Regions from separate parts of the Homo sapiens genome. Here region 1 is linked to region 2. Evidence: chromatin contacts called from ENCODE Hi-C data. All regions are on one chromosome and are shown on one strand. The core of a region is the stretch at or near the end of the contact, and the rest is flanking DNA. Distances in the headings are between cores, read along the strand shown. Region 1 overlaps MYH4 (myosin heavy chain 4). Region 2 holds the start of MYHAS (myosin heavy chain gene cluster antisense RNA).

Region 1 (6,502 bases), core at 1,822-4,321, 65 kb after region 2:
CACTGGTCACCTGGTAAGTGAGTTCCTTCACTCTTCTCTCATGTTTGCGAAGACCCTTGACAGCCTCAACATTGTGCTTCTGTTCACTTTCCACCTCACTTTCAAGCTCTCTCACCTGGAAGGGAACAAAGACGTTTACCAGTTTGGCTGTAACTGGCCACAAGGAATTGAGTGAAGTTGTGGAGACCTACCCTGGCCTCCAGTTTCTGGATCTGCTTCTTCCCACCCTTCAGCGCCAGCTGCTCAGCCTCATCCAGACGGAGCTGCAGATCCTTCACGGTCTGCTCCATGTTCTTCTTCATCCGCTCCAGGTGGGCGCTGGTGTCCTGTTCCTTCTTCAGCTCCTCAGCCATCATGGCAGCCTAGTTAGCAAATAAATTTTGAAAATAATGAATTCTGATGATAGCAGGCAGCATGCATGTGTCAGTAAGACAAATGCTCATCTTGCTTACATCAGTGATGGCCTTCTTGGCCTTCTCCTCTGCATTGCGGGCTTCCTGGACGATGTCCTCCATCTCTCCCTGGATTTGGGAAATGTCTGTTTCCAGCTTCTTCTTGGTGTTGATCAGGCTGGTGTTCTGTTTCAAATTAATGAAAGAGAAGAGAAGCACATTTACTTATAACAACTCACATTGTCATTTTACCTAGTGTACACAGGCAAAAATTATTGATCATAAGAAATGTTTAGAATAAAAACCAAATTAGAAGATAATTCTAAGTTTATGCCTTTTCTCCTTTCTATATATAGCTCTTTAATCAAACTTCTAAATTTAATTTTTGATGTCAAACATATTCAACTATTACCATTGCCATTTGTAAGCATGAAACACAGCCCACAAAACTCAAAGTGCTGTACCATGGAGCACCACACCACAGCTCATTTAAAATGAATCAGTAATTTTTAGCTATTAACTCATGTTGGTTGACTCCATATTTATAAATGCATAAATAGTTGTCTTGTTGGCTGGGCGCAGTGGCTCATGCCTGTAATCCCAGCACTTTGGGAGGCCGAGGTGGGCAGATCACGGGGTCAGGAGATCGAGACCATCCTGGCTAACACGGTGAAACCCCGTCTCTACTAAAAATACAAAAAATTAGTCGAGTGTGGTGGTGGGCGCCTGTAGTCCCAGCTACTCGGGAGGCTGAGGCAGGAGAATGGCGTGAACATGGGAGTCGGAGCTTGCTGTGAGCCGAGATCGCACCACTGCACTCCAGCCTGGGTGACAGAGTGAGACCCCTTCTCAAAAAAAAAAAAAAAAAAAAAAAAATAGTAGTCTTGTTGGGATAAAAATGAGCCAAGAATCCCTTCTGTTTTTGGCAAGTTGATGGTGTTTGGAATAGTCAACTTCAGATACTGTTAATAAGAAAAATGTTGCATATTAATTTGATTTTAAAATTATATAAAGCATGCAATTTTAACACTTCTATAATAGTTATGTTTATATAGTGCAACTTTCTGAAGTATACAGTACTATATATTTATTGTAAAAGATAGTAGAACATACAAATTAGCAGACAAGAAACAAAAAATAATTACTGTGCTCTCACCAGAGATAAAGGATAAACTTTTATTTATCTTTCTGGATGTTTCCTATATGTTTATACGGGAAAAAAGATCACACAGCCTATATTATTTTTAAGTTGCTTTTTTAACTTACTATAATATAAACATCTTCCCATGGCAATAAATTCATACTACAGTGGTTACATATTAGCCATTGTGAGGATATACCACCATTTATTTAACAAATTCACTATATACAACAAATGCTAACTAGTATTAATAATGGCCTCCATGAATTTGAACTAAAGAGCTTCTCTTTGTATCCCATGAGGTTAGCATTCTGTGCATATGTGATACGTAAATATTATTTAGTGGCTTTTTGTTTTTCTCCTCTATTTTATTTGCCTATCTTTTTGTAGCTTAGAGTTGCATAAGACAAGACAGCTACAAATGTTGTGTGTATGTTTATTTGTAGATGGTCTTCTGTGCTTTTTAAATAAAAGTTTCTAGAATTCCAGATTATTTCAACTCAACATGATTATGCCAGCCCATAAATATACTCGTGAACCAGCTAGGTCCCAGTAAATCCTTACAGCACCCTGTACATTTTCCAGAGCTCCAGGAAGGGACGAAGATTACTTTTTACTTTATAAACAAGCTTATCTTCTCAAATTATCTTCAGCTTCAGGGAGTACATTTTCTAAACCATAGTCTTGAACCTCACCTGAGTGTGCAGAAGTTGCACACGTTCACTGGCATCCAGAAGCTCTTGCTCTGCCATTTTCCTGCCTCTCTCAGTCCGTTCCAGGGATGCCCTGAGCTCTTCAACTTCAGCCTGCATCAGGTTAGCTCTGCGCTCAACCATTGCCAGTTGTTCCTTAAGGTCATCTTGGCCTCTGATGGCATCATCCAAATGTAGCTGAGTGTCCTACACAGAAAGAGAAAAAGCCTCTTACTCATGCTGCACTTAAAGCAAATGCAAACTTATGGTCATGTACACTCTTTGATCTTAATGACTTAGAGTATGATTAGATAGGAGCAATCGGCAAGTACCTTTAATAATAAATTCTTTGTAGCTGAGGGTTGCAGTTCTACTCAAAAGAACATGATGTTTTATTATTTTAGACCCTGAATCATTAAAAAATACCATGGCTAGCTCTACAAAATTTTGGATCAGGAAAGTATCCTTAGACTTCAGCGAGTCCAGTGGTGCTATTTTACATATTAAGCAAATGAAGTCCAGATTAATGAAGTGATTTAAGCAGTGGCATGTAGCCAAACTCTTTCATCACTTCCTCTATCTCCCTACCCCTCACCACAGTGCTTCTCTGCAGATAACAAAGCAAACTCTGTCCTGGGCCTTCCAGAATTAAGCTCTTTTTCAGTTGTGTGTGTATAACTTTGAACTTTGAACTGATTACCATGTTGCTTAGGTGATTTATGACACATAGTCCTCGTAAAACATTAAAATTTGAGTTACACAGTAGCACTGAGACTGTACAACACTATGTGTATTTACCCCAGCATACCTTCAGTATTCCTTGTGTGTTTCTAAGATTCCTTAGTGCCTCAGCAGCCTGGCGGTTGGCATGGTTCAGCTGGATTTCCATTTCATTAAGATCTCCCTCCATCTTCTTCTTGATCCTCAGAGCATCATTTCTGCTCCTGATCTCAGCATCCAGTGTACTCTGCATTGACTCCACAACTCTGAGATGGTTCCTCTTTAGCTGATCGAGTTCTTCATCTTTTTCAGCAATTTTTCGGTCAATCTCAGATTTCACCTGATTTAGCTCAAGTTGAATGCGAAGAATTTTGCCTTCTTCATGCTCAAGAGATGCCTTAATAAAAGCAACATTTATTTAGGTTACCTAAAGAGCTTTTTATTTCTTTCACATTATGATAATTTCCCCAAGAAGGCATTAAAAAACCCATAAACTATCATACGTCTTAATGTAGCCTATTAGCTCTGCATTCTCAAGGTACAATTCAGTATTTTTCACTGAATTACTTGTGTTATTCCCTAAAGATTTGCAACATGATAGAGATCTCAGTTGCTATTAATTTTCAATTTATTTATAATGCAGAGCTAAGCAAATGAAAAATGTACCTCTGCTTCCTCTAGGGAAGTCTGTAGTTCACTCTTCTCATGATCAAGTTGTTTCTTTACTTTCTCCAGTTCATGGATATGCTTTCCACCCTCTGCAATTTGCTCTGTCAGGTCAGAAATCTCCTCTGTAATAATAAAGTACCAAATTTCAGTTAAGTAGAAAGAAAAATTGAAAAGATGTCTCCCTACCATTTTTGAAATAGAATGATTACAGTGACTCACGTTGTAAGTTCTTATTCTCTCGCTTTAGAGTTTCAAGATGATCCAGGGATTCCTCGTAGGCATTCTTCACCTTGAACAGCTCAGTGCTGAGAGAACGCGACTCCTTCTGGGAGGCCTCAAGTTCAGCCTGAGTTTCCTCATACTTCTGTTTCCATTCTGCCAGAACCTGGAAGTATATAGAAAATAAGCCTTTGAAACCAAGAATGATGTCAGTTTCCCCCAAGGGGAGCTGGTACTGTGGACCACCTTGTCAAAGTTTCTTTGCTTCTTATCGAGAGCTATGCAGGCAGCATTAGATCGTTCCACATCAATCATGAGGTCCTCTACTTCATTCTGTAGCCTCTGCTTTGTCTTTTCAAGAGAAGCACATTTGGAATTCACAGCTTCTACATGTTCTTCTGCATCCTGCAGACGCTGGGCTAGCTTCTTCCTGAAAATTGGGTCAGTATGAGTGACCAAGAGCAGACTCAGAGTCACCACAGTGCCCTTTATAAAGCTGCTGACTAGGAAAGCATATTTCCCCAAGAGTTGTCTACAAGTTGTTGAATTTTTCTAAACATTTTCACTCTCTTAGAATTCTGTTTTCCCTGTTGAGTTCTTATTTTTATCCATCTCAGGTATTGCCAAACATATTTACGAAGCACCTGTGTGTGTGTATGTGTGTGTATGAGAGAAAGAGAATATAAGTTAGCACTAGAGCTGAGTGAGCAATGTGAAAATTTGCTCCTCTTTCTTTGTTTTTATTTCACTAAGCTGGCCCTCTATAGTGTGGCACATTTTCTTGAACTTTGCCTGGGGTGAGAAGTAGAAAACAGGAAGAGACAGTACATTTCTCTTTTGAAACCTGGGATTTAGAGATCTGTAACTACTTGTGGAAAAGGGCTGAGTTTTATTTACTTTGAGGAAGAAATGGCAACCATGAACAGGAAGCATATCACCAAGGAATGGTAGCATTGAGTAGTATCTTTAAGCATTTTCTAGTATGGTTCTGTTTATTTTGCAAATGAGGAAACTGCGGCCCAGAGTGATATGTTCAAGGTCATACAATGAATCAGTAACTTTCTGGATTTGGTGGCCTTTGATAATAAATATTACTGCATTATTGCATTTCCCAAATTTCCTCTAAAATCTTGTCTACTACTCTTCACCAACCTATGTAATTCATGACCTTTCCCAGCCCACACTCTTATCTAGAACTCTCTCTGGAAATGCTTGCTACAAACTCTTTCATCCTGTTTAATTCTAACAACTACTGAGATAAATTAAATTTAGAAAGGCTTCTTTCACTAGGAGTATAATGCTTTTTTTCCTTCTATGTGTAAATCTGTAAATCTCATGACTTGTAGTCCGCAAACAGTACGTGTAATTAGTGAATACATCCATTGATATAGGTTGTTAGTTGAAATAATGACAGCATATGACAACCTTAATATAAACATTCAATACTCCATCTGAGGAAAAACTGATTATTGTTAATTGTAATACTCATAATAATTTACCAGAGAGTCTCAATGTCTCAATTTTTCCTTCTATTAAAAGATACTAATTCTATTTAATTCATAAATAATATTCTGATAATTAATAATCCATCTTGGTGGAAAGAAATTTAAGATGCTTCTGGACAAGAATGGGTGGAGGGATCTGGTCTCATTCCATTCTCCAGTGGACATACACTGGGCTTTAAGAAGAAGAATATGGTGGAATCCACCAACCTATAATAAAATAAGCTGAAGTCTTTCATGTGTCCCCAAGCCCGGAATATTCTCTTTCTTCTATTTTTCCTTCACTGCCTTTACTTTTATTTCTTCCTGCTCCCCTGCACTAAAAGCACATACTTGGCCTCCTCCAGCTCCTCTGTGCGCTGGATGGCGTCCGTCTCGTACTTGGTCCTCCACTGGGCAACCTCACTGTTGGCCTTGGACATTCCCCTCTGCAGCTCAGCCTTGGCTTCCTGCTCCTCCTCATACTGTTCCCGCAGCAGGTCACAGTCATGGCGGGCTGACTGCAGGGCATGGGCCAGAGTGCTCTTGGCCTAGACCAACCAAAAACTATGTGATATAAGTTTATCTTCTGATCATTGAAATTCTCTATGCAAAGTTCAATAGTGTGTTATGTTGCACGGTTCAAGTGATTGAAAGTATCAGCTGGAGAATTCTCACCTTAGTCTCCTCTTCTAGCTGCCTCTTTAATTCTTCAATCTGTTGTGTAAATGCTTGTTTGCCTCGGGATAGCTGAGAAACCATAGCATCTTTTTCATCTAGCTGTCGTGAAAACTCACCTGTGGAAGACAAAACATCAATGATTTAGTTCTGTTGTCTAGGTAAACAATAATTTAAAGAATGGAATAACATTGTAACCCTCTTATTTCATATGATGAAAAAACCCCTCAAGATTTTCAGTGATGTTGAGAAGGTTATTTCTTGCTTTTTAAAAAATGTATGAGTTTTCTTTGATATTTTAGAATTCGAGAACTTTTGAGTAATGCTGAGTCACAAAAAATCTCCTGAGCCCAGGGAGCTTAATTCTTTTCCCCAATTGTCGCTTAGAATCATTGCATTTTACTGTCTCATAATAAAAAGATGGAGGAATAAGTAAGACATGATAAATGAATGTACAGAGCTTGAGAAATTACTTGTATTTGATAGGTAGGTAAAGGCTTGTCTTTCATT
Region 2 (5,814 bases), core at 474-2,973:
CCAACCACTGACAGTGGCAGAGGGCTTTGGGAGCCAAGTCAATGTCTCCAATGTTGTTCATGTCTTTGATGCTGCTGTCTGGTGAGGCCCACCAGCTGCCAAAGCCTGTCCACTGTCTTTTTAGTCCTCTCATTCTACCCAGTATATGTAGCCAATTTTCTGTGTAGATTCATTCCTCCCCACATAGCAGTAAAACAAAACAGGGAAGATAGGAGCCTGGATATCTGAAAGTAGGTGACCAACCATGCCAATTTGTTTGGGGCTAAGGGAGTTCTTGAAACTTTCCATTTTAAAACCAGGACTGTCTTGGGCAAGTGGTGGTAAATTCATCACTATACCTGATAGGTTGTTGGAGGGTATCATGGCAAAGTCCTCAAAATATCTACCTAAATTTTGGTTTAAATCTTTTCACATTTTTTCCATGTTTTTATGTATTCTTTTTTGTTTGTTTGTTTGAGACGGAGTCTCACTCTGTCACTATGCTGGAGTGCAATGGCACGATCTCGGCTCACTGCAACCTCCTGACAAGACAAGCCTGACCAAGACAAGGATAGATGGAATCAGTTTGAGATCTTCTAGAATGATCCAAGCTACAATGATGATGAAATTCCCACCTGGAACTGTTAATTGCAAAACTGTAATACATACATAGGGCTTAGCAGAGAGCTAGCAACATGGTAAACATGCATTCATTCATTCAACATTCGTTGAAACCTTACCATATGCTGGGAGGATTTTAAGTACTGGAGAACAAAATAGATAAAGTCACAAACAGATATATCAATTAAAGATAAATGCTCTGAAGGAAAGAAAAGCAGGATAAGGAAACAGTGGCTGTGTGGGGAAGTTTCTCTGAAGAGGTGATATTTGAGCAGACACCTAGTGAAGTGAATGAGTAAGCCATGAAAATATCAAAGGGCGACAGTATTTCAGGCAGAGGAAACAAATGCAAACGCTCTGGGAGATGGTGGGCCAGTGGGGCAGAGTGAACCAGTAGTAGGGAATGTAGTGGCAGAGGTAGGCAAGAGCCAGATGGTTTAGAGCCTTGGAAATTAAGGTAAGGACTTCGGGTTTCAAATGTCAGCTGTTGTTATAAAGGCTGTTTTTTTCCTCCTTTTTCTGTGTTGAGTGTTGGATCTGTTAACTGCTCTTTTTCTACTCAATATTGGTTCATTCTGTCCAACAAAATTTATTGAATGTCTGCTCTTCATTCAACAGAAGGCTAATGAAGACATTTTTTCGGGAACTGAAGAGAAAGTTTGTTTTCTCAACAACTATGATCTAGTTGTGGGGGGGAGGGAGTGGGTCAAAGTGCTGATAATGCGTCAAAAGACGGCAGCAGTGCGCCGAGCGCGGTGGCTCACGCCTGTAATCCAGCAGTTTGGGAGGCCGAGGCGGCGGATCACCTGAGGTCGAGAGTTCGAGACCAGCCGACCAACATGGAGAAACGCCAAGTCTCTACTAAAAATACAAAAATTAGCCGGGCGTGGTGGCGCATGCTTGTAATCGCGGAGGTTGCGGTGAGTCGAGATCGAGCCATTGCACCCCAGCCCGGGCAATAAGAGCGAAACTGTCTCAAAAAAAAAAAAAAAAAAAAAAAGACAGCCACAGTGTGCTTTGAAGGAGACACCCTGGCACTACAGGAGAGAAACGATGTTTTCAATTGTCCAGAGAGGAGGGGAGTCACTTCCGGTGCGTCCCAGGGCATCATGGGAAGGGTCAGTCTGTGGGAAGGAAAGGCCAGAAGTGACTCCTGCCGTAGCTGCGGCAGGCCTGGAGGCCGTACTGGGACCTGGCCAGTAAGTGTGCATTTAAGAGTTTGCGAGTGAGCAGGACCTTGTTCGTCCCCGCGATTTATTTGTGCTGTGTAATTCCAGACAGTAGATCCGTGAAGGACTGTGTGGTGGGGAGGGTATGAAATTGAGTGTGGAGAGGGCATTTGAGGGCAAGTCCCATGACTGACTGGGCCAGACAGAAAATTTAAAATTCTTGTCAACAAAGCCCGTTTGAAAATTTTCAGTGCATACATAGCCATATTATTATGTTGTACATGTGGTACACATAAATATTCCTGTTTTTTTTTTTTTTTTTTTTTGAGACGGAGTAGCACTCTTGTCGCCAGGCTGGAGTGCTGTGGCGTGATCTGGGTTCACTGCAACCTCCACCTCCCGGGTTCAAGTGATTCTCCTGCCTCAGCCTCCTGAGTAGCTGGGATTACAGGCACCCGCCACCACGCCTGGCTAATTTTTGTACTTTTAGTAGAGACGGGGTTTCGCCATGTTGGCCAGGCTGGTCTCAAACTCCTGACCTCAGGTGATCCGCCCGCCTCGGCCTCCCAAAGTGCTGGGATTACAGGCATGAGCCACCGCACCCGGCTACACATATATTCTTATATAAAGTCAGGTTCAGATACTCAAATCCGTGGGTACCAATTGAATTATTTTTCCAAATAGTGGAAAAAGTGATGATTTTGTTGCTCAGAAGGTACTACCTTTCCCATCCATGTTTTAAACATAATTTCTCATACTTTGAGCCTTCACACTGCGCAGTACCTCAGTTTCCCCAGGAAAGCCACAAGCCATAGTTTCTGTGAGGAGCTGAGAAGATAGTTTGCCCTCTTGTGAAGGTCAGCCTATTGGAATCTAAGAGAAGCCCTGTTTTGGGTGTGTTCCCCAAGGGAGATGTTTTTCTCCTTCACCATGGAGAGGCTTTCTTTTTTCTTGCGGCCTCCGGAAGCGGCATCTTAGTGGCCCTTGGAACTAGGAGGGAGGAATCAGGCTGGCAAATTCTATCCTTAAGCAAGGTTCTTTCCATCTGCCCACGGCTGATTCTTCAGCTTCTCGCTTTGGAAAATGTGACCGATGGAGTCTGCGATGACGGTTCCTAGGGACACCGATATGTGGAACATGTGCCCAAACCTCTGCCACAGCCAGGAGGCAGAATTTAAGTTTGCTTACTGACAGCTGCTGTGTGTCAGTCCTGGAATGTTAATCCTTACAGAGAGCTTGGATGACAGGCAACAGCTTTTAGCAGCTGTGCTAATGATCTCATCCATCAAACGACCCTCTCTTCACCTTACTGTTGTCAGTTATATCCACGTCTTTGATGAGAAGTGGATATGAAATCTTAAGAGGCAGGTTACTTTTATTTATTTTAAAAACATGAGCCTTTAAAAGAATTCCAAAAATAGTACACACATTGAAAAACATAATCAAACATACTGAAGGAAAATTTTAAATCTTGCCTAAAATTTTAGCATAGAAGTCATCTCTACCTAAATTTTGGTTTAAATCCTTTCACATTTTTTTCCATGTTTTTATGTATCCTTTTTTCTTTCTTTTTTTTTTTTTTTTTTGAGGCGGAGTCTCATTCTGTTGCTAGGCTGGAGTGCAGTGGTGCGATCTTGGCTCACTACAACCTCCGCCTCCTGGGTTCAAGTGTTTCTCCTGCCTCAGCCTCCCCTGTACCTGGGACTACAGGCGAGTGCCACCATGCCCAGCTAATTTTAATATTTTTTAGTAGAAACGGGGTTTTACCATGTTGGCCAGGATGGTATCCAGCTCCTTTTTTTTTTTTTTTTTTTAGATGGAGTCTCGCTCTGTCGCCAGCCTGGAATGCAGTGGTGCGATCTCGGCTCACTGCAACCTCTGCCTCCCAGATTCAAGTGATTCTCCTGCCTCAGCCTCTGGAGCAGCTGGGACTGCAGGTGTGTCACCATGCCCAGCTAATTTTTGTATTTTTAGTAGAGATGGGGTTTCACCATGTTGGCCAGGATGGTCTCGATCTCTTGACCTCATGATCCGCCCACCTTGGCTTCCCAAGGTGCTGGGATTACAGGCATGTGCCACCACGCCTGGCCAATTTTTATGTATTCTTAAACACATACACAATTGAGATATCAGTCTGCAAGCACTGTTTTGTATTCTGCTTTTAGAACACATTTTAAAATTTTCTCATGATATTAACTATTCTTTTAGATTATGATTTTTAATAGTTACGTAGTGTACCATGCTTTGAAGATAACATAATTTATATAACAAATTTTCTATTATTGGGCATTTAGGGTGCTCTAAGTTTCTGTTCTTTAAAATATTCTGCTAAGTATATATGTGTACATAAATGCTTATGCATATCTTTAATTGTTAAATCTATAGAATAGACTTTCTGGGCAAAGGCTAAAGATAGTTTTCAGTTTGCAACAGTGGAGTCCCTGTTATTGGAGCCTTCACAATAATGATATTGCATAGGAAAACAAAAAGTATTCACTAACGATCTTGTTGATCATTATGTATTGTAAATATGCAATAATCAATTTAAGTTGAATGCAAAGTAAAATGAGAAATCTTGGAACAGTTGCAGAATTTAGTGAAGTCAGTGAAAGTAGTAAAAAAAATTGGCTTGAGTTTTGCAAAGCCATTGACCAGCGTGCATTCAGCAGTGTTGAACTAGTTAACAATTGAAGAACTGAAAATGGACAAAAATGATGACCCAATAGATGTTTCCCGAGAATGAATTCAGGATCAAAGGATTAGGAAGGCTCTTAAAAATATTGATGAAGTCATGCATTTTTGTGAAAAAGGATGTATTTTATTATTGCATTGCAAAACTTAAAGGATGTCATATTATGTTATCACATATGACTGTGAGAAATCTGTCCCTTTTGTCCCAACTGCAACATTTACTCATTCTTTGTTCTAAGAATAGCAGAGTTGCAATTATGATCTAAATCTTAAGAAATGCAACAGAAGGCTGGGCACCGTGGCTCACGCCCGTAATCCCAACACTTTGGGAGGCCGAGGCAGGCAGATCACGAGGTCAAGAGATTGAGACCATCCTGGCCAATATGGTAAAACCTTGTCTCTACTAAAAATACAAAAATTAGCTGGGCATGGTGGCACGTGCCTGTAATCCCAGCTGCGCAGGAGGCTGAGGCAGGAGAATCACTTGAACCTGGGAGGTGGAGTTTGCAGTGAGCCACTGCTCTCCAGCCTGGTGACACAGTAAGACTCCGTCTCAAACAAAAACAACAACAACAACAACAACAAAAAACAAAAACAGAAAAAAAGAGAAAATCAATTGTTTCTCTGTATGTTAGCAGTGAACATGTAGACAGCAAAATTAGAAATATAATGCCATTTACAGTCACTTAAAAAAAGAAAGAAGTTAGACAGGCCGGGAACGGTGGCTCACGGCTGTAATCCGAGAACTTTGGGAGGCCAAGGTGGGCGGATCATGAGGTCAGGAGTTTGAGACCAACCTGACCAACGTGGTGAAACCCTGCCTCTACTAAAAATACAAAAATTAGCCAGACATGGTGGTGCACGCCTGTAATCCCAGCTACTCAGGAGGCTGAGGCAGGAGAATGGCTTGAACCCGGGAGGTGGAGGTTGCAGTGAGCTGAGATTGTGCCACTGCACTCCAGTCTGGGCAACAGAGTGAGACTCCGTCTCAAAAAAAAAAAAAAAAAAAAAAAGTTTGACATAGATCTAACAAAATTTATATATGGCTTGTATGCTGAAAACTACCAAACACTGATGAAAGAAATAAAAGAAGATCTAATTAAATGAAACAGACTGTAGTTAAGAATTGGAAGATTCAACATAGTAAATATGTCAACAAACTGATAAACAGGCTTCATGCAATTTCTGTGAAAAAGTATAGCTCTGGCTTTAAAGTTTGGCATATAGTATTCTAATTACTAATTATCTTCCCAGAGTACTGTAATTGTGATATTTCCCCTAATGCAGAATTTTAAATTTATGGAGGTATAATTGACATTTAAAAGTGCACATATTAAAAGTGCACAGTTTGATA

The links. Hi-C counts contacts between places; a loop is a spot of excess contacts on that map. Pooled maps may share reads with other maps.
Region 1: a map of esophagus squamous epithelium shows a loop between it and region 2 (4-fold over the local background). The contact joins the enhancer-like site here to the promoter of MYHAS in region 2. A Hi-C loop is called at or near these places in 2 of 168 maps with a recorded cell type or tissue (chondrocyte and esophagus squamous epithelium) and 1 of 50 pooled maps.

The regions. Positions count from the first base shown.
Region 1 is chr17:10,444,785-10,451,286 of GRCh38, forward strand. It overlaps MYH4 (myosin heavy chain 4), which reads right to left. Exons shown (of 40, transcript NM_017533.2): 29 at 5,993-6,111; 30 at 5,669-5,865; 31 at 4,080-4,263; 32 at 3,834-3,999; 33 at 3,612-3,736; 34 at 3,034-3,342; 35 at 2,229-2,432; 36 at 453-578; 37 at 192-362; 38 at 11-115. All of the region lies in intron 2 of MYHAS (myosin heavy chain gene cluster antisense RNA), which reads left to right. Among named protein-coding and RNA genes, the nearest start is that of MYH4, 22 kb to the right of the region's middle. RefSeq lists enhancers at 2,055-3,254, 5,749-6,502. Within about 2 kb of position 3,072, at least 2 of the 41 ENCODE cell types and tissues checked have a DNase peak (open chromatin) inside an H3K27ac peak, as active enhancers do.
Region 2 is chr17:10,381,409-10,387,222 of GRCh38, forward strand. It overlaps MYHAS (myosin heavy chain gene cluster antisense RNA), which reads left to right and starts at 1,724. Exons shown (of 11, transcript NR_125367.1): 1 at 1,724-1,799.